Regions from separate parts of the Homo sapiens genome. Here region 2 is linked to region 1. A link is a loop called in an ENCODE intact Hi-C map of the cell type or tissue named here. Cell type or tissue: HCT116. All regions are shown on one strand. Each heading gives the region's core, and the rest is flanking DNA. Links, peaks and the distances in the headings are about the cores only. Region 1 overlaps TFPI (tissue factor pathway inhibitor). Region 2 overlaps GULP1 (GULP PTB domain containing engulfment adaptor 1).

The links. Hi-C counts contacts between places; a loop is a spot of excess contacts. Peaks named below come from ENCODE experiments on the same cell type or tissue, not always from the same donor. Only the 100,000 strongest peaks of a DNase experiment are listed, where the experiment ranks them.
Region 2: it touches region 1 in a loop (5-fold over the local background); 3 of 110 quality-filtered maps call a loop at or near these places.

What each region holds. Positions count from the first base shown.
Region 1 is chr2:187,535,885-187,545,970 of GRCh38, forward strand. All of the region lies in intron 1 of TFPI (tissue factor pathway inhibitor), which reads right to left. All of the region lies in intron 3 of CALCRL-AS1 (CALCRL and TFPI antisense RNA 1), which reads left to right. Among named protein-coding and RNA genes, the nearest start is that of TFPI, 14 kb to the right of the region's middle. In HCT116, for the core only: no CTCF peak of the experiment used is centred there; a DNase peak (open chromatin) is centred at 5,987; H3K4me3 peaks cover 1,784 bases; H3K27ac peaks cover 2,500 bases.
Region 2 is chr2:188,294,296-188,304,381 of GRCh38, forward strand. The region is part of intron 1 of GULP1 (GULP PTB domain containing engulfment adaptor 1); the gene reads left to right. MIR561 (microRNA 561) reads left to right here and starts at 3,197; the gene lies at 3,197-3,293. RefSeq lists enhancers at 1-314, 4,317-5,516, 4,647-4,941, 8,915-9,832, 9,833-10,086. In HCT116, for the core only: no CTCF peak of the experiment used is centred there; a DNase peak (open chromatin) is centred at 4,826; H3K4me3 peaks cover 352 bases; H3K27ac peaks cover 2,004 bases.

The DNA of each region.
Region 1 (10,086 bases), core at 4,827-7,326:
AAATGATAAAGTGGATATCACAACTGATCCCACAGAAATACAAACTACCATCAGAGAATACTATAAAAACCTCTAAGCAAATAAACTAGAAAATCTAGAAGAAATGGATAAATTCCTGGACACATACAACCTCCCAAGACTAAACCAGGAAGAAGTCAAACGCCTGAATAGACCAATAACAAGTCCTGAAATTGAGGCAGTAATCAATAGAATACCAACCAAAAAAAGCCCAGGACCAAAGAAATTCACAGCCGAATTCTACCAGAAGTACAAAGAGTAGCTGGTACTATTCCTTCTGAAACTATTCCAAACAATAGAAAAAGAGGGACTCCTCCCTAACTCATTTTATGAGGCCAGCATCATCCTGATACCAAAACCTGGCAGAGACACATGCACAAAAAGAAAAATTCAGGCCAATATCCCTGATGAATATCGATGCAAAAATCCTCAATAAAATACTGGCAAACTGAATCCAGCAGCACATCAAAAAGCTTATCCCCCACCATTAAGTTGGCTTCATCCCTGGGATGCAAGGCTGGTTCAACATATGCAAATCAATAAACTTAATCCATCACATAAACAGAATCAATGACAAAAACCACATGATTATCTCAATACATGCAGAAGAGGCCTTTGATAAAATTCAGCATGGCTTTATGCTAAAAACTCTCAATAAACTTGGTATTGATAGAATGCATCTCAAAATAATAAGAGCTATTTATGACAAACTCACTGCCAATATCATACTGAATGGGCAAAAGCTAGACACATTCCCTTTGAAAACTGACACAAGACAAGGATGCCCTCTCTCACCACTCCTATTCAACATAGTATTGGAAGTTCAGGCAAGGGCAATCAGGTAAGAGAAAGAAATAAAGGGTATTCAAATAGGAAAAGAGGAAGTCAAATTTTCTCTGTTTGCAGATGACATGATTGTATATTTAGAAAACACCATCATCTCAGTCCAAAATCTCCTTAAGCTGAAAAGCAACTTCAGCAAAGTCTCAGGATACAAAATCAATGTGAAAAAACCACAAGCATTCTTGTACACCAATAACAGACAAACAGACAGCCAAATCATGAGTGAACTCCCATTCACAGTTGCTACAAAGAGAATAAAAGACCTAGGAATACAACTCACAAGAGATGTGAAGGACCTCTTCAAGGAGATCTACAAACCACTGCTCAAGGAAATAAGAGAGGACACAAACAAATGGAAAAACAGTTCATGCTCATGGATAAGAAAAATCAATATCATGAAAATAGCCATACTGTCCTAAGTAATTTATAGATTCAATGCTATCCCCATCAAGCTACCATTTACTTTCTTCACATATTAGAAAAAGCAAACTACTTTAAATTTCATATGGAACCAAAAAACAGTCTATATAGCCAAGACAATCCTAAGCAAAAAGAACAAAGCTGGAGGCATCACGCTACCTGACTTCAAACTATACTACAAGGCTACAGTAACCAAAACAGCACGGTACTGGTACAAAAGCAGATATAAAGACCAATGGAACAGAACAGAGGCCTCAGAGATAACGCCACACATCTACATCCATCTGATCTTTGACACACCTGACAAAAACCAGCAATGGGGAAAGGATTCCCTATTTAATAAATCGTGTTGGGAAAACTGGCTAGCCATATGCAGAAAACAGGAACTGGACCCCTTCCTTATACCTTACACAAAAATTAACTCAAGATGCATTAAATACTTAAATGTAAGTCCTAAAACCATAAAACCCTAGAATAAAACCTAGGCAATACCATTCAGGACATAGGCATGGCCGAAGACTTCATCACTAAAACACCAAAAGCAATGGCAACAAAAGCCAAAATTGACAAATGGGATCTAATTAAACTAAAGAGTTTCTGCACAGCAAAAGAAACTATCTTCAGAGTGAACAGGCAACCTACAGAATGGGAGAAAATTTTTGCAATCTATCCATCTGACAAAGGGCTAATATTCAGAATCTACAAAGAACTTAAACAAATTTACAAGAAAAAAACAACCCCATCAAAAAGTGGACAAAGGATATGAACAGACACTTCTCAAAAGAAGACATTTATGCAATCAACAAACATATGAATAAAAGCTCATTATCACTGGTCATTAGAGAAATGCAAATCAAATCCACAGTGAGATACCATCTCACACCCATTAGAATAGCAATCATTAAAAAGCCAAGAAACAACAGATGCTGGAGAAGATGTGGAGTAATAGGAATGCTTTTGCACTGTTGGTGGGAGTGTAAATTAATTCAACCACTGTGGAAGACAATGTGGTGATTCCTCAAGTATCTAGAACCAAAAATACCATTTGACTCAGCAATCCTATTACTGGGTATACACCCAAAGGATTATAAATCATTCTACTATAAAGACATATGCACAAGTATGTTTATTGCAGCACTATTCACAGTAGCAAAGACTTGGAACCAACCCAAATGCCTGACAATGATAGACTGGATAAAGAAAATGTGGCACATATACACCATGGAATACTATACAGCCATAAAAAAGGATGTGTTCATGTCCTTTGCAGGGAAATAGATGAAGCTGGAAACCATCATTCTCAGCAAACTAACACAGGAACAGAAAACCAAACACTGCATGTTCTCTCTCATAAGTGGGAGTTGAACAATGAGAACACGTGGACACAAGGAGGGGAACATCACACACCCTGGCCTGTCAGGGGTTCGTGGGACTAGGGGAGGGATAGCATTAGGAGAAATACCTAATGTAGATGATGGGTTGATGGGTGCAGCAAACCACCATGGCACTTGTATACCTATGTTACAAACCTGTATATTCTGCACATGTACCCCAGAACTTAAAGTAAAATTAAAAAATTAATAACTTTCCAAACTGACTTGCATAACCTTATTTAATGGCTGCATAATATTTTTTGGATATTTAAAAATTTATGTTACCATTCTCATATTTTTGGGCAATATCTATTTTTGCAATTGTAAGTATTCATGCAAAAGTGTGTTTGTAGTCTAATATTTCAAAACTTTGAAAGTTACTTATTTATGGTAAATTCACAGGAGAAGAATTATTGGGTCTAATATTTAAACATTTGAATAATATTAATATATATTGAAAATTGTCATTCAGAGATATAATATCAACATACACTTTTCTTATGAGCATATGAAAGTGTTTATTTATTTGTACCTTTGCCTAAATAGAGTGTGTGTGTGTGTGTGTGTGTATGTGTATGTTCTTTCAAACTTTATCAATTGTTCATATGGATTTCAATAAACATTAAGGGGCTGCTACTGTGGACAGTATAATGTCTGTGAGTACATTAGAGAAATATTTTACAGAGTGTGAGAATGCAAAGTAAGGACCAGTGATAATAAAGTTCTAGGTGTGCCCTTGTACACTCTTTTTTTCTTTCAAAATAACTTAAGAATTAAAATGAGATGGAGCAAATAAATATATTGATGTTATTTTATATGTAGGACAAGGTAGTGTGAAAAAATGAGATGGATAGAATGGACATAGGAAAGGCATAAAAAAAGATCGAAGTTTACCAACTTTTTAATGGAAAAACACACTAACCATCTATAAGATTCAGTTTTCCATTTGTTAAATGAGGCTATTAAGCCTATTTGTGTTTACGAGTGAAGATAATGTGTAAATACAGCAGATAGTGTGTAACCTTAGTGCATTTTCCTCAGCAAAATTTAATCCACGATTGGAAACTCCAACATTTGTGATTTTTTTCTAGAAGTAGAAAATCCCTTCAGATAAAGTTTGATGAAAGTAGATAGAGAGCTAGAAAAAAAATTGGTCCATTTGTTTTCAAAAGGCTAGATGTGACTTATTCCAAATCAGACAACAACAAAAAAGAAATGGTGGAGGAGAGGAGGGATTGTTAATGTGAAAGCAGTGTCTAGTTTATCCTCAAACTGAATAAACATGTTTTGTATTCAACATGCTTATTCAGAGAATTCCTGACATCTTTAACATCACAACCACCACCCATTACGTCATCTTCTTTTTTTTTTTTTTTTTTGAGACGGAGCCTCGCTCTGTCACCAGGCTGGAGTGCAGTGGCTCGATCTCGGCTCACTGCAACTTCCGCCTCCCGGGTTCAAGCAGTTCTCCTGCCTCAAGCCTCAAGCTGGGACTACAGGCGCCCACCACCACGCCTGGCTAATTTTTTTTGTTGTCGTATTTTAGTATAGACGGGGTTTCACCATGTGGCCCAGGCTGGTCTGAAACTCCTGAGCTCAGGCAATCCACCTGCCTTGGCCTCCCAAAGTGCTAGGATTACAGGCGTGAGTCACCGCGCCCCGGCCACGTCATCCTCATTTATAACCCTTAACTATTTGAGCTTGATCCTAAACAGAAAGAGTAAGATCCTTACCTTGCTGCAAAAAATTGCAAAATAAGATGGAAAAAACATAGTGTGTCAATAAATCATATCATACTATGATCAAAATCACAGAAGCCCCACTGCATATTCAGTATAGGGGGATTAATGCTGTTAATAATATGACAGCTGTGAACTGGAAGGAAATAGTATTTTGAAGATAGATCCTTGGTAAAGTGAAATATCAAAAACTTCTGAAAACTTGGAAAGAAAGCTCGATAAATTAGGACAAAGAATGAGCAAAATCTGTGAGAAATTTTATAGATGTAAGTCATATAAAGAGATGACTTCTTTTATGTAATACATTTTCTTAAAAGAAAATAATAAACCAGCCAGGAGGGGTGGCTCACGCTTGTAATCCCAACGCTTTGGGAGGCCAAAGCGGGCAGATCACTTGAGGTTAGCAGTTCCGAGACCAGCTTGCCCAATGTTGTGAAACCCCATCTCTACTAAAAATACGAAAACTAGCCTGGTGTGGTGATGTGCACCTGTAGTCTCAGCTACTTGGGAGGCTGAGGCAGGAGAATAATTTGATCCCAGGAGGTGGAGGTTGTAGTGAGCTGAGATTGTGTCACTGCACTCCAGCCTGGGTGACAGAGTGAGACTCCATCTCAAAAAAAAAAAAAAAAAGAAAAAAGAAAAAAAAGAGAAAATAATAAACCTTTAATTAAAGAGGCAACTTAAGAGATAGGATTAAATAATAACAGATCATTCAAGATGCTTCAGATTCTGAAGCACAAGTGACCACAAGCAATATATTATGTAAAAATATTCAGACACATTTTCATATATCTTCTCCATATTTCATAACATCACAAATACTTACCACACACACTCAAAAACTGTAAGACATAAAACTAAAAAGTTATCCTAACATGTATACTTGAAAGTTTTCACAGAGCAATTTGAAATATATTCTGGAATATCAGAAAGCCAGAAGTTTGGGGATAAGAATTATCTATGATTTGTAACACAATATTGGAAATAGTGGTCTAATTTTTGAGAAAATTCAAAAGTAAATTCAAGAGACTTTTATGATTAAAATGATAAGGCAAGTGAGGAAGAGAGAGGAATCAAGGCCACCTACAGTGAGCATCTGACTTTAGCAAAGGAGTCAATTGATGGTTCCTGGCACTGACTTGGGAGCCTAAAATAAAAAAGAACGTAGCCCTAGGAAGGTGATTAATTCAAGGTGAGGCAGTTTGAGTTTGAAGGATTTGTGAAACCTCCAGTGGAACTATGAAATAAAAAGCCCCATATGTAGCTATGGAGCTCAGAATAGAGGTCTCTGCTGGAGACAAAAACTTGAGAATCAGGAGACAAACGATCATTGTTTCGTGGGGTGAATGAGATCTATTTATTTAACAAGTATATATAGTATTTGATGTGAAGCAAGCACTCTCCTGAACGCTTTTACAAATATTAACTCATGTAATCCTCATAGTGACTATGAGGTGACTGTGAAGATTGGGAAGGAATATCCTAGAAGTGAACTCTGAACAACCAGGAGAAAAACAAGTATGAGAAAACTGAGAGGAAATGGCCAGCAAAGCAGGAGAAAACTTGGGAAGCCGCAGTTACACAAACACTAGGGGAAGTGATTATTGCCAGAAATTGTCATGAGTCAACAATGTCTAACGCACAGAGTGTTCCAGAGGGCAAGGGGTAAACACATGCATGGGATTTAATGACAATGGCATCACAAGTAACCTTCTAAAATATTTTAGCGTGAGGGGGCAGCAGCAAGTGAGATGGGGTAGGAACAGGAACAGAGGCTATGAAAACAGAAATTTAGGATGCTATTTTATAAATCTGTGCTGAAAAGTAACAGACAGAATTTGAAGAGAAAAATTTTATGAAGGTTATAGTTGTATATGGTTAAAAAGGGAGAGTCAAAAGCTGTAAGAAAAGTAAAATAAATAGCAGATGCGAACCCAGGCACAGGTGAAAAGAGTTTAACTGTGGGCTGAATAAAAGATGTATTTCCCATTAAAATGATAGGTTTTCTTGGTGGGGGATACAAATACATTTTTAAAGTGTGTGTAATGAATGTGTGTTTGTGTGTGTGTGTGTGTGTTTTGCCAGGGGAAACAAAGAAACAGAAACAGAGAGAGAGATGAGAAAGTTGCTGAAGAGCAGATAGGAAGACGAAAAATTTCTTGCTGTGATTAAATTTTGTGTACAAGAAAGAGATTGAGATTGTCTTTCAGAATGACAAGAAGCAGTAGACTTTTAAAAATGTGAAGGTTTGATGTTCTCTCTAGGTAAAATAAAATGGAGCATTAATAATTTAGCATTAAAAGATTTCTGGGGCTGGACGCTGCGGCTCATGCCTGTAATCCCAGCACTTTGGGAGGCCAAAGTGGCTGGTCACGAAGTCAGGAGTTTGAGACAAGCCTGACCAACATGGTGAAACCTCTCTCTACTAAAAATACAAGAATTAGCTGGGCGTGGTGGCGTGTGCCTGTAAACCCAGGTACTCAGGAGGCTGAGGCAGGAGAATTGCTTGAACCCGGGAGATGGAGGCTGCAGTGAGCTGAGATTGTGCCACTGCACTCCAGCCTGGGTGACAGGGTGAGACTTAGTCTCAAAAAAAAAAAAAAAAAAATCTGGGCTGCTGGAATCCCAACTATAAATTAATAGTAACTTCTGCTGCCTTAAAAATTCAGCATTTCTCCCCTCCAGATACAGGAATTTAATATTTGAATGATTATATTTGGATTTTGTTAACTGGACAGAGATAAAGAACAAAAGAAGCAAGACTTTGACAGGTGCTGGTAAGAGGAAATATATAAATGGTTTAAATGGTTTATTACTTAATCATCAACTAATCATTTTTTCTACATGTGTTCTTTCAATGTTTAGAAATGTAGATAATACTTCAAATTAGTAATATCACACTTGGGAATTAAAAATATTAAAATGGCTATGTGCACGTTCATATTTATTTTACTAGAGAAAATAAAATTACATTTTAAACAATGTAGATTTCCAACATAATTAAAGTTATTAGATATGGTGGCACATCCATCTACCGAATTTAATATACACTAAGTTAAACTGGCAGTGATAATGACTAGAAGATAATTTGGGAATAATCCACATGATACGAATTTGAAATGCTGTACACAAAAATAGATGCATAATTTAAGATCAACCAAGTAAAAAACTGGTGTTCATGGAGAAAAAGATGGTTTGGTAACAGAAAATACTTTAGGTCAATGAGATTATGAATTCATTTTCATAGTTTCTCTTCTACTTAAAAGAAGTTTAGTCATCTGGTTTGTTTGCTCATGAAACATTCTCTGCTACATTAGAGAGTGAGAAGACTCTTTAATATGTTCATAAATCCAGCTCTCAGAGAAGGTTAGCCTACACCCACCTAAAGAATAAATCACCATTAACCCACATTAATCATGGTGATTCCATTAACTTTATAGTGTTTGGTTTAGATATCTCTATATGAACTCTGGCTAACAAGTTGAGAGGGGATGTAGCTGCATGGTTGGGGATGGGGTGATTTTGAAAATTCTCCTTGCTGTGAATGCAGCTATATGGGAAGAACCACAAGGTATCTCCTCCTTCTATTTGTCCTGTCTGTAAGTGACACTTGTTACTGAAGCTGCAATCTTGTAACATTGAGGCAGACAAACTAAAAATAAAATTTATCTGCTGTGTATGATGGAAATAAAAATATAGGAAAAACCTGGTTCCTTGTTGAAGGAACCAGTCTTGAAGCAGCTTACCTCTGTATTTTGTACCTCTAATGCAGGCTAATAAATTTAAGCTAATTATTTATGCTACCTGTGCTGTGGTGGTTTCCTATCAGCAGCCAAATATAACCTCACAGTTGTTTTGCTGTTTTTGCTTTCACAAAAGAGCTATTAACCAACTTAAAAATGTTTTTTGATTGAAGGATGCTTAGGGGATGAGAGGATATCAACAATATAAGCCCATGCCAAATCCCCATTTCTTATCATTAAAACTGACCTGACATTAAAGCAATGCTTAATTTTTTACCATAAGAGTGAAATTTTGGGATTATAATTTTAAAGTGTAAAATATTTACACTTAAATTACACTTATAATTTTAAAGTGTATAATATTTACACAGATTAAAATAAAATATGGGAAACAATGAAGCAAAACATTCTAAACTTGAAAAGTAAATTGATATTACAAACACAGAGTGACTTAAAAACAAACAAAAACAACAAAAATCAAACCTCCGTTATAATTGCAGATTTGTTGACTAAATGTTTACTAAAAGACTGGCTAGCTTGAGCCCAGGGGGCGAAGGTTTCAGTGAGCTGAGATTGTGCCACTGCGCTCCAGCCTGGGCAACAGAGCAAGACTTCATCTGGAAAAAAAAAAAAAAAGACTCGCTAAAGGGAAATTTCTTTTTGGATTTGGCTCTTTTTACAGGAAGTCATACTTTTCTGGAGAACTACTTGATGAAAAATTTCTTAACCTTACTTCATGAATCAAATCACAACTCTTTCTACATTTTAGATTGTGAAAATCTCACTGATAAGAAAAAATAATTGTTTCTCTTGGCCAGGTGCAGTGACTCACATCTATAAAACCAGCACTTTGGGAGGCCAAGGCGGGCGGATCACCTCAGGTCAGGAGTTTAAGACCAGCCTGGCCAACATGGCGAAACCCTGACTCTTCTAAAAACACAAAAATAAGCCGGTTGTGGTGTGCGCCTGTAATCACAGCTCCTCGGAGGCTGAGGCAGGAGAATCGCTTGAACCCGGGAGGCGGAGGTTGCAGTGAGCCGTGATCGTGCCACTGCGCTCCAGCCTGGGTGACAGAGGGAGACCCTGTTTCAAAAAAAAGAAAAAAGAAAAAGAAAAATAATTGTTTCACTCTTTTAAGTACAAAAGTAATTGTACATAGTTTTTTAAAGGAGGGAAGTCTCTTCCAAGAATAAAACTGTTCACTGTATAGAATTAATATTTTTGTTATTCATAGTATTAAAAGAAAATCCCTTGGAGAGGAAATAGCAATACCAGGCAAAATGAGTATATATTTTTATGTTACAACACAATAGCATATAGCATATGCAAACTATTTATTTAAATAATTTTAAAGCTAAAATGGAGATGAGGTCACACATTTATACACTGCTAGAGCTAAAAACAATCATAGAAATAAGTATCTGAAATATCCAGATTTTTTAAATACAAAAACTGAAGCTCAGGAAATTGATTTTTTCACCCCAGAGTCTTACATTTACATATTGGCAATGTTTCAACTCAGACATAGGAATGTGACCATTCAAGGAAAGGGCAACTGCAAAGCTTCAAAAGACACGCTATTCTCACAAATATTTTCCTTTTTGTCACCTAAAGTAAATTTCAGATTACTTACAATCTCTAGAAATTAACATTTCATTAAACCATAACTAGGAAATGTGTATTTAATATTTGAGCAAAAGTTAAGAAACATATTTAAACTTAATTAAAACAAAAATAAATTAAAGAAAATTAATTAAAACAAATTTTTATGTAATGTTTTGAGCCAAAGTTAAGAAATTTAATTAAAACAAAATCATTTTTGGTGTTTATGTTTTTGATAGGTAAAAATAATTTTCTCCTACCAAATAACAGGAAATATTAATATTTATTGCCAATTAAGAGAGGAATGTGAGTCCTGGAAGTGGAGAAGTGAAACTGAGAGGCAATAAG
Region 2 (10,086 bases), core at 3,798-6,297, 760 kb after region 1:
TGGAATTAAAGTAGAAACGTATCCGGCATGACTTCTTTGTGCTTATCAAAAGTGATCCTGATAAACAGATCTTGCTCTTTCATGTAAAGAAGTAAAAGGTGAGATGATCTCAGTATTTCACACATTTGCCCTTTACTGCTTCCTAATTCCAAACCAGCTAGGAACTCAAAGCCTTAACTGCAATTCAGACTCTTCTTTGTGTATTAAAGTTGTGTATGTTTCATCTCTCTTTTTTTTTTCTTCAGAGAGGTGGGTTGTAGGTTTACTATTGTGGGCTTAGGGGTTAAATGGTTAAAACAAACAAACAAACAAACAAACTAATGTGGTTTATATTTCCTCTGTATTTAAGAGTTTGAGATTGTGAATATTAGCCTGCTTTCTGAGACTCACTTTGTGAATCACCCTCAGCCAAATGTTTTCCCTGACTATGATTTCAGTTTTTCCACTTGCAAAGTAAAGAAACTTTCCTTTACATAATTACAAGATTATTGTGAGAATTAAAGAGATGAAATAATGTTAATAGGCTTTTCGACATAAAGGTCATAGGATTTCTGACTCAGCTGACTCAGTTGAGTTTATGGGGATAAAATAGGAATACTTCTATGTTGAATACCCATGTAATAATGACATATCTGGATCTAATTTATAAAAATTACCACTTTTACATTTTAATCATAGCTTTAATTTAATCATACATTTTAATTTTTGAGGATATAAGGGAGATTTTGTTATGGTTAAGGCTGAGTCATTTTCTCAAACAGAAAAGAACAATTAGCACATTCATTTATTTTTATTTCAGTTTATATTTATACACAAGACCAGTTATTTTTAAAGTCCAGCTTAATTTTACCTTTATGAGAAGTTACCAAGTATATTCACAGAACTTGGCTCTCTTCTCAGAAATAATGCTTGAGAAGCTGAAATATATTTATGACATACAAACAGACTTTCTTTTCTTAATGGCCACAACAATTTCCTTAAGAATTTGGAGGATAGATTTTGGAGCCATTCATTAATAAATCCAGCCAATGTTTGTTGCATGCATATCATGCATCATCGGGCCTGTATTCCAATCAGCACCGAACTTCTCAGCTCTGTGATTTCTGTGCATGTTATTTTACTTCTTAAACATTTTTCCAACATATCATTTATTGCCTATGTTTCTGTCTATAATTTATGAGCCTGTTCATTGTTGATTCATTATGATCATTGTGAAATATTTACTTTTTAGTGTGACATGTCAATTAGTAAAATATACTACATATTTTTATGGTTCATTGTACTGTGCTACAGTCATGGATGTTTAACTTAACTCTTTTTCGGGTGAACAGATCAACTTATTAGAGAAAACAGAATAAGTATAGATAAATTGTTTAAAGGATAAAGTCTTTTGCTAAAATACCTAGTCATAGCTTTTATTTTTAGACTTTATATTATAATTAATAGTGAATCTGTAAAAAGCACGTGTATATGGGATATAGTAGTTGGGTTGAAACTTACACTATGGGTATCCTTGAACAAGTGGCTGTTTGAGGATATATTAGGGTAATTTTAATATAAAATGTCAAATTTTACCTTTCATTTTAAATTAGAAATCCTTAAAATTCTTATTTCCATTGATGAATGGTAGGTGATTTTAATTTAAATTTTACTTAGCAGAGTGATGTATTTGTGATTCAATTCGCGATATTGCAATTTGTTTTCTAAAACCTCTAAAGAATAAAAAAAGTTATTTTATTTCAGTATAATAATGAATTCAAAGATAGTTACAGAAGCTAACTGCATAACTGCCATGAGCCCTGGTCCCTAAACGTATTAGAGGCTGGTGGATCTAATATTGTTTGCCTTAATGCATTTAGAGATCAGGAAACTTAAGCTTTTTCCCATAAGAGCATAAAATATACTCAGATTGGAAGAGGAAAAAATGGTATAACTTTGAATGGAGAAATCGCTTCACTTTCAAATACTGGGGATATGAAATTGAAATCAGGCCTTTATTTTTAAAGAGAATGGCTAAAAGTCATTGTTCCAGAGTAAGACTTAGAAAACAATGCTTATACTGTTTTCAGGCCCTTGTTATTTGCGAGTTTTTTGTTTGTTTTATGCCTAAGAAATGTTTTCAGCCACTCTAATGATGCTTACCATGCATGATTGTCATCAGAGGACAGTTAATTGACTCAAATATTGTGTGGGATAGTAAGTGTCAATTTTCTGTTTACATTGAAATGGTATAGTTATGGCGAATTTGAAATTAGTTTTGTCTTTCAGTGTAGTATACTTAAAAATAGTTTTGAAAAGGCTGCCCTAATTTGCACACATAATATGAATAAGTAAGTTAACTTATATAGAAATTAAGATTTTCAGTATATTTTGTGCTAAATTGCAAAGATTAATATGGCTTTTTAAAGGAAGTTTTGAATAGCCTTGTATGTATTTTCTAGGATGCAACTAAGAGAGTGCATCTAGATATCAATACCTGCCTTTATTTCATGTTTGTTTTTTGCTATTAACATTATATAAATGTACCTATACATCAGCTGTATCATATACCTCCTGATGAAGAAGTTCAGAATAGACCTTAGAAACTTCCATATTTTGGGGGACTACTTTCTCTCTGTCTCTCTGTCTCTGTCGTTCTCTCTCTCTTTGTCTGTCTCTCTCTCTGTCTCCATTTCTTTCTCCCTTTCTGTGTGTGCATACTTATGATACATATATATTCTTTGATGTTTCTCTATTTGTGCTATAGTTTTTCTGTAGGGAAAAATAGCTTCAGTTAATTGATATTTTTGAGCCCAATTTTAACAACTAATTAAAAATGTTTCCCAGATAAGTATTGCTAGAAATCCTAGAAATCCTTTTTTTTTTCTTTTTTCCAAATTCTAAAAGTGTTTTTAGACTTCTATTTATACCTCCGAAAGAAGAGAAAAATAGTTGGCAAGATCTTCTACCTACATTCTTTGTTGTAGGCTCTAATGATGGCATACTCATGGAAGCCCTTTCTACTCTTCTTAAGTAGAACACAAGCACATGTACAGTTAACTACTGTAAGAAGGTAAATTCACTACTTAGAAGTTAGATACTACTGATAAGTTTATCAGGTATTGTGAAGTGAGAATTTTATACAAATGTAGTGTTTTCCTGGTATGGTACAGCTTTTTCTTAATATTAGGTGTTACAGTTGATCCATTTCTTGAAACTTCATCCACCAGTCCTCCAGGAACATCAAGGATCTTAAACTTTGCCAGAGCTACAAAGGCAAAGTTTAAGATCCTTGAAGTTCCTGGGGGAACCATGGATGGCTATCCTTATTTCTATAAGAGAGGAGACTGAATACTGTGGGCTCAGTCTTCAGTCTACCCTCTTATAGAAATAAAGACAATCATTTCAGAGCATACATAATCTACTGACTGAATCATTAATGATTTGCCTGTTTATAGCTGTATAATATTTCATGAGGTGATAACTATTGTTCTCATTTGGTTTGTATTTAAATTAGATAATATCAATTTTAAATATAATTTTAGCCAAAAAAAATCAAACAGAACATTTGTAGTATGGTAGCAAACGTGCAAATTTGGGATAAAAAATTGAAATAAGAGAATAAATGTGATTTTAGCTTCTCAATTTTTTTCATAGCCATTTATAACCATCAAGAGATACCATGTTTTAAGTAAAATTTTAATAGCAAATAGGTTCATTTACCCAGATTTCAACCTAGGTGAATTAAAACATAGGGTTATAAGTACTAATGAGAGTTTTAAGAAACAGTATTTTGTAAAGTATCTTTGAAGGTCAAACTACATGTTATGCTCTGTAATTTATTTTATTTTTGTCTGCTTTGAGGAACTGTGTAGTAATAAAGGACTTTGGTTGATGATCAAACTCTCCTTTTACTTCCTTGATGATGTGTGTTATTATAGTCATAAAGATGTCCAATAACATAAACACTGAACTTTACTAGTAGTGCAAATAAATACAGAGAAAGTTTGGCTGATTAGAAAGAACAATTGCATAACTGAATTAATTTCAAAGCAATTTATCTCTATGCTGAATATGTTAATTAAATATAATTAGAGGGTGTTTATGGATTGTAGTATCTCAGAATATAGTTTGAGAGAATTTTTAAGGAGTCACATTTGAGTAAACAAATTTTATTTGAAATTACGTAAATGCAATATGAAATGGCAAAAGTCTATTGGTATTTTAGATTTATAAAATAGCATTGTTTTAGAGTAACAATGGCTATTGCTTTAAATTTTTATGAATTATTTTTTCTGTTTTAATGCATCACCATGACTGGATATGTAGGAGAAAAACCTTTAAGCTTCTTAGCAGTAAATCAGTAAGAGGTCTCATATTGCTAATGTCTTTAGTCATTTTAAAGGAAGAACTACTAAATTTGTAAAATCTGAGTTATCATAGGTTTAGCTGATTACATTAAGCAGACTAGGAAATTCATGATCAATTTGGAAAAATAAAATTTTCTAGAGTAGTACAGATGAGGTTTTAGAGAACAACATTTTAGACTTGATGTTGTTGGAAGTAAATGCTCGGTGCTGCCAAGTGAATATAGCACTCAGGCAAAAGTTTGCTCAGCAAGGCAATTTACTTCTATAAAAGGGTGCCTCTCACGGATGGAGCAATGGCAAGAGCACACCAGACAAGGGAGGAGAAGGGGATCTTACTATTAATGCAGCTAGTCCCTACTGCTTGTTTTTCCCCTATTGGGTAGGGTTGGACCGCACAGTCTAAGATAATTCCAACTGGCTATTTTAAAGACAGCAGGGGTATGAGCTGGAGTGGCGGGGTGAGAAGCTTTGGTGGGAAGGACGGTTACAGAGCAGGTGACCAAGGATGACTAAGGACAGAGCAGGTGACTAAGGAGGGAGCAGGTGACTAAGGATGACTAAGGACAGAGCAGGTGACTAAGGAGGGAGCAGGTGACTAAGGATGACTAAGGACAGAGCAGGTGATAGAGGCTAGGAGGGGGTTGTTTACTAAAGCTAGGGACAAGGAGATGTAAAGAACGAGGAAGTTAAACTTTCAAATGGAAAACAAAGAACAGGGAAGCTCAATATACTAACATATTGGTTCTTTGAAGAGGAATTTACTGTATCCTACAATGTAATGAATCTTTCTTTGGGACTTTCTTATTCAATGAGATTTTGTCTTTATTCAGTGATTTTCCATTCACTTAATATACATTTGAAGTCTTTCCCCCCTTCTCATTCTGGGAAATATAACTGTGTTTAAACTGTGCATCTGCAAATAAAGAGATTCTGATATGATACAGTTGAATTTAATAAATACTTATCAAATAACACTTGTTCTTTTTGTAGTTGTGTGATTAGTAGGTGACAGAGACCTCCTCTTATTAACTTAAATAGAAGTTGGTATTTCTATATAATTCTGAGGTACAGTGCAGAGGATGTTGAGGAAGGAGGAGTGGGGAAAGCGGGTATTCACCAGTGTGAAGGGAAGCAGTGTATGGAAAGAATGTGTGCAGGTGATTCTTAGACCAAGTCACAGAGGATGAGGATGAGTTGGGCAGGCATTGAAAAGGGACAGTGTCAGTCAGAGCAGGTGGGATAGGCAAGAAGGCATGAAGCCATGAATGTGGTTTAGGAGAACAACTTGTGGATTTTACAGTTATAGAGATGTTCCTCCTTTATGTTTCCATGTTCATGAACTAACCATTAGTAATTACATAAAGGAGTTTTAGCTGGATTAATAGTTTTAGCTGAATAATTTTAGCTGGATTATCTTGCAAAACAACCATCTTGTTTTTCTTTCTTTTTTTCCATTTCTCCAGACCTGATCAGCATGTAATTGGAATCACAAGGAGTAGGTTGTGCTCTCGATTTCATATTTATATTTAATTTCAGAACATGCAAATTAAAAAAATTTTTAATCACAGCATTAACTATATTGGGAGGAGTTATGATTTGGCTCTGCATCTTGTCTTATATTTGTTTATTTTTCATATATAAAGAACAGATGTGTTAAATAGTTATCTACTTGGTAGTAAGTAACTGTGCCAGTATTAACAATTTTTATGAATAATATTGAAAAAATAATTTTTTTCTGAACATATGGAAACTTGATAATTTTTCTATGCATCATTGACTTATTTAAGATTATATATTTGGTTATATGGTGTGGATTACTTACTGATCATTGTTGATAAAAAATTTAAATGTGTGCTAAGAAGTTTGGAAAACGAATTTAGAATATGTACAAGTACAACAAATTACTATCTTATGAAGGGGACCTATAATTAAAACATATATAACATAATTTAGTTCGCTATATTCCCTTCTTTTTGCTTGGCTTGACCATTCTGTGAGATACATCTATTTTAAAATTAGTTTATTATTGATGTTTGATTTATTTGAAACTAATGATTCAACTTTATTTTTGAAGTATGTGACAAGAGCAGTCTCTTTAAACTTGTTAATTTGAAATAGTTAATATATAGAGCTTCACATTTATAAATCAGTTTAGTAGGTCTGGACCACCTTGAAGTTCCAGGGATGGGTCTAAGGTAATAGTTTTGTACTTGAAAATTGACAATACTGTCAAGATCACAATAAGAAATAACTGTCTTTCAGTCTCTTTCTGGCTTTTGGCTTCACTTTGTGTTTTCTGTAATGGTAAGCATCAAGCACCACTGACACTTATTTGCTTCCTTCTCCTGTTGAATGTCCAGGTTCCTGTTTATTTATTTATTTATTTTAGAGACAGGGTCTCACTCTGTCACCCAACCCGGAGTGCACTGGTGCAATCATAGCTCACTGCAGCCTCAAACTCCTGGACTCAAGTAATCCTCCCACTTCAGCCTCCCAAGTAGCTGAAACTATAGGTGCATGCCACCATGCATGGCTAATTTTTAAATTTTTACAATTCCTTCTAGAGACAGGTTCTCACTGTGTTGCCCAGGCTTGTCTAGAACTCCTGGGCTTAAACAATTCTCTGGCTTTGACCTGCCAATGTGCTGGTATTACAGGTGTGAGCACTGTACTTGGCTCCAAGTTCCCTTTTAATGACAATGACATTGGGTTAAACCAGGTGTGATTTTGTACCTGAAGTTAACTCTTCTTTCCGTTTCTTGCATTTCCATTTGTAAGAAGCATGTTTTCACTTTTGAGAGCTATATCACCTTCCTTGTACTGTGGCATAAATTATTGATAGTCCACTAAAATCTATTCCTTATTCTTCTTTTCCCTGGTATTATTCAAATGTCCACTCTTTCCCACATAACTCAGGGGAAGTCAATCCTACTCCTAATTCAAGGGAATTTTAGATTAGGTTCAGCTAAAAATCTTGGTGTTTCTATGCCCCTTGGCAGTGATTGTTCCTTGTCCCAGTTTTAGTCATATGTCACATGTCAGGTGAAATGAGAGGACTAAGGGGAATGGGTAGAAAAGATTTAGTTCCACTTAGCAAGGGAACATTGGATGAGAAAGCACATGTTGGCTTTTGATATTTGTCCTATCTGGAATACATGCTTCTTCAAATTGCTACAGGGATCATCTTTTGTCACGAGGAGATTCAGCTTGAGGGCAAAACAAATGCCTTAAAATGGCAGAAAAAATATAAAACCTTGGGTACTTGATGGAATCATTGGGTTCTTGACTCCCTACTATATTTCTGGATTTACTGCTGTGTGAGATAATGAATTTCTTTCTTTTTCAAACCAACTTGAATAAAATATTTGGCTACTTAAAATAGTATCCTAATTATAGCCATTATTAAATGATATCTTAATTTTGTAAATAAAAGTTTTAGAAGTAGTAATTTAGATTATTGAAGAAACTTTACAGACTACTTGGGTTTTGTAAATTTTAGATATGGTTAGTGCTATTAGTCTATAAAAACTTATTATTCAAATCACCATGCATTAAGTTTTTAATACAGTAGATAAGTCAATCATCTTATTAACTAGATTTATTTTAAAATGAATAAATTATGCAGGAGGTAGAGGCTAGCAAAACTAGGAATAATCTAACAAGCTCAGACAATAGAGAACTAAATTTAAAATTTTTTGAAATATAAATTCATAATCTAATCAGTTCACAAAATTATACCACTATTTATTGGCTGTGTGGTATCTTTAGTGTATTGAAAACATTAAATATACATAAAGAAATATTGAAGCAATTTCAGTGCCTGGTCTGAGTAATTTAAAACTTACAGTGTGATGTTAAGACTAATTAGTAACTATTTAAATATAGAAGATAAAGCTGATAAAAGTAAAATTTTAAAAAATGGTAAACTATAGTTCCACTCACAGAGGTATAAAAAAATACAGACATACAGTAAACTTTTAAGTAAGAGCTAGTGACAAAGATTTTCTCCTTGACCAAATCCTGGTCAGGCTCTTGTGCGTCCTCTTCTCAACCAGGCCTTGACTTTTGGGCTTCTGTGTTCTGATCTGCATTGCCAAATTTAGCAAGAATCCTGCTAAGTGTCTTTGGCCATCCTCAATATTTGACCACTCTATATCTAATGAGGGTCCTCACCTTCCACCATTTCCCAGATGATATCTCATCACCCTAACCTTCATTCAGCAAGAATCCTGACTAGTAATTTTTCTTCCACTGTCTTACATCCTGCTATTTGGCTACAAATTCCTACTTTTTCTTGTAGTATTTGAAGTTGAGCCTAATTTTTCTTACTCACTGCAAAAACCCCATTGCAATGGTCCCAACGCCTGTTATGATGGTCCTGAATAAAGTTTGCCTTCCTGTTCTTTAATAATGTCATGAATCATTTTTTTCAACACTAATTTTATAAAACTCTAGTTCACTGGAACCATTAGCAATTTAATCTTTTTCTGCCACCAAGTTCTTGACCTGACCCAGCCTTTACAATGACTTAGCAGTATGCATATTGGTTTTTGTAATGTGCTCTAATCAAAGTAGGGAGATATATATCTCTTTGTCTTTTTGCCCTGAAGGTGGTAGGAATAACCCAAATCTGAGAATTGACAAGAGCAGGGATGAAATATATTTTGGAGTATTATTGCTCGCTTTAGCTGAAATAGTTAACCAAGTAGTTTAAGCAGGAGGTGGAGGCAAGCAGAACTAGGACTAACCTAACCTGCTGAAAGAATAGGCAAAGTGTCATAATGGGCAGGTTTGCTGGGAATGAGGGATGTGAGAAATAAAAAGCCAGAGGTTGTGTGGGCAGTGCACTTGAAGAGAGTTGGTGAAACTGTAGGTAGGAATGTTACAGATGCTGAAAGTCTGCAGTAAAGCTGTGTGGCAACCAGGTCATTGGTCAAGACTGAGAAAGGCTAATGTATTAGAACTGGTATCAGTATGGGTGTTAAAAGCATGGAGATTGGGTTGGAGGGAAACATAGCCAATAACTGGAATACCTAAGGAAAGTGAAAGAGACATTAGAGAAGCAGTTATTGATGGCGACATTTGAAGTAACAAGACCTCCTACATTACTGTGATTGACTTGTGCATATTAGTTTTTTTGCATAAGAATGCAATAAACATGCTTGAGATGCTTGCTTTATGAGATCATGACCTTCATTCATGGCAACTAAGGAAGTCACCACACTGGGGAAGCTAGGCAAGGGAGACCAGAGAATACAAAGTGCTGCAATTCTCAGAGGATTACTGTTCTTTTGGAAATGATTGTTTAGAGATTGTCCTGGGGCCCCCCTCTGCCCTTACAGAATAGGAGTACCCTCTGGCGACCTTTGCTTGTTTTAAAAGGGAGCCACATTCTTGTGGGTTTTTGAATGAGAATAAATGCTGCTTGGTATGGAAATTACCATAAAGGAACTCTGCTTATGGAAGAGTTTGGAAATTATAGTAGAAAATATAACTTGGCTCACAGCAGATATAAAATGAGGGAAAGGATGTATATCTAGATAATTCAATTTCCAACTCCCACTTGTGCTGAAATAATCAGATAAAGTAAAAATAGCACCCTTCCTTAATTTGTCTCTTTCTGTCTATTAAGATCTTCATAAGATTCATAAGATTCATATTAACATCTTCATAAGATTTCTCTAATCTATTTTCTTATACCTATGAGTTGACACCAAAATGGATTTTTCGAACCAGA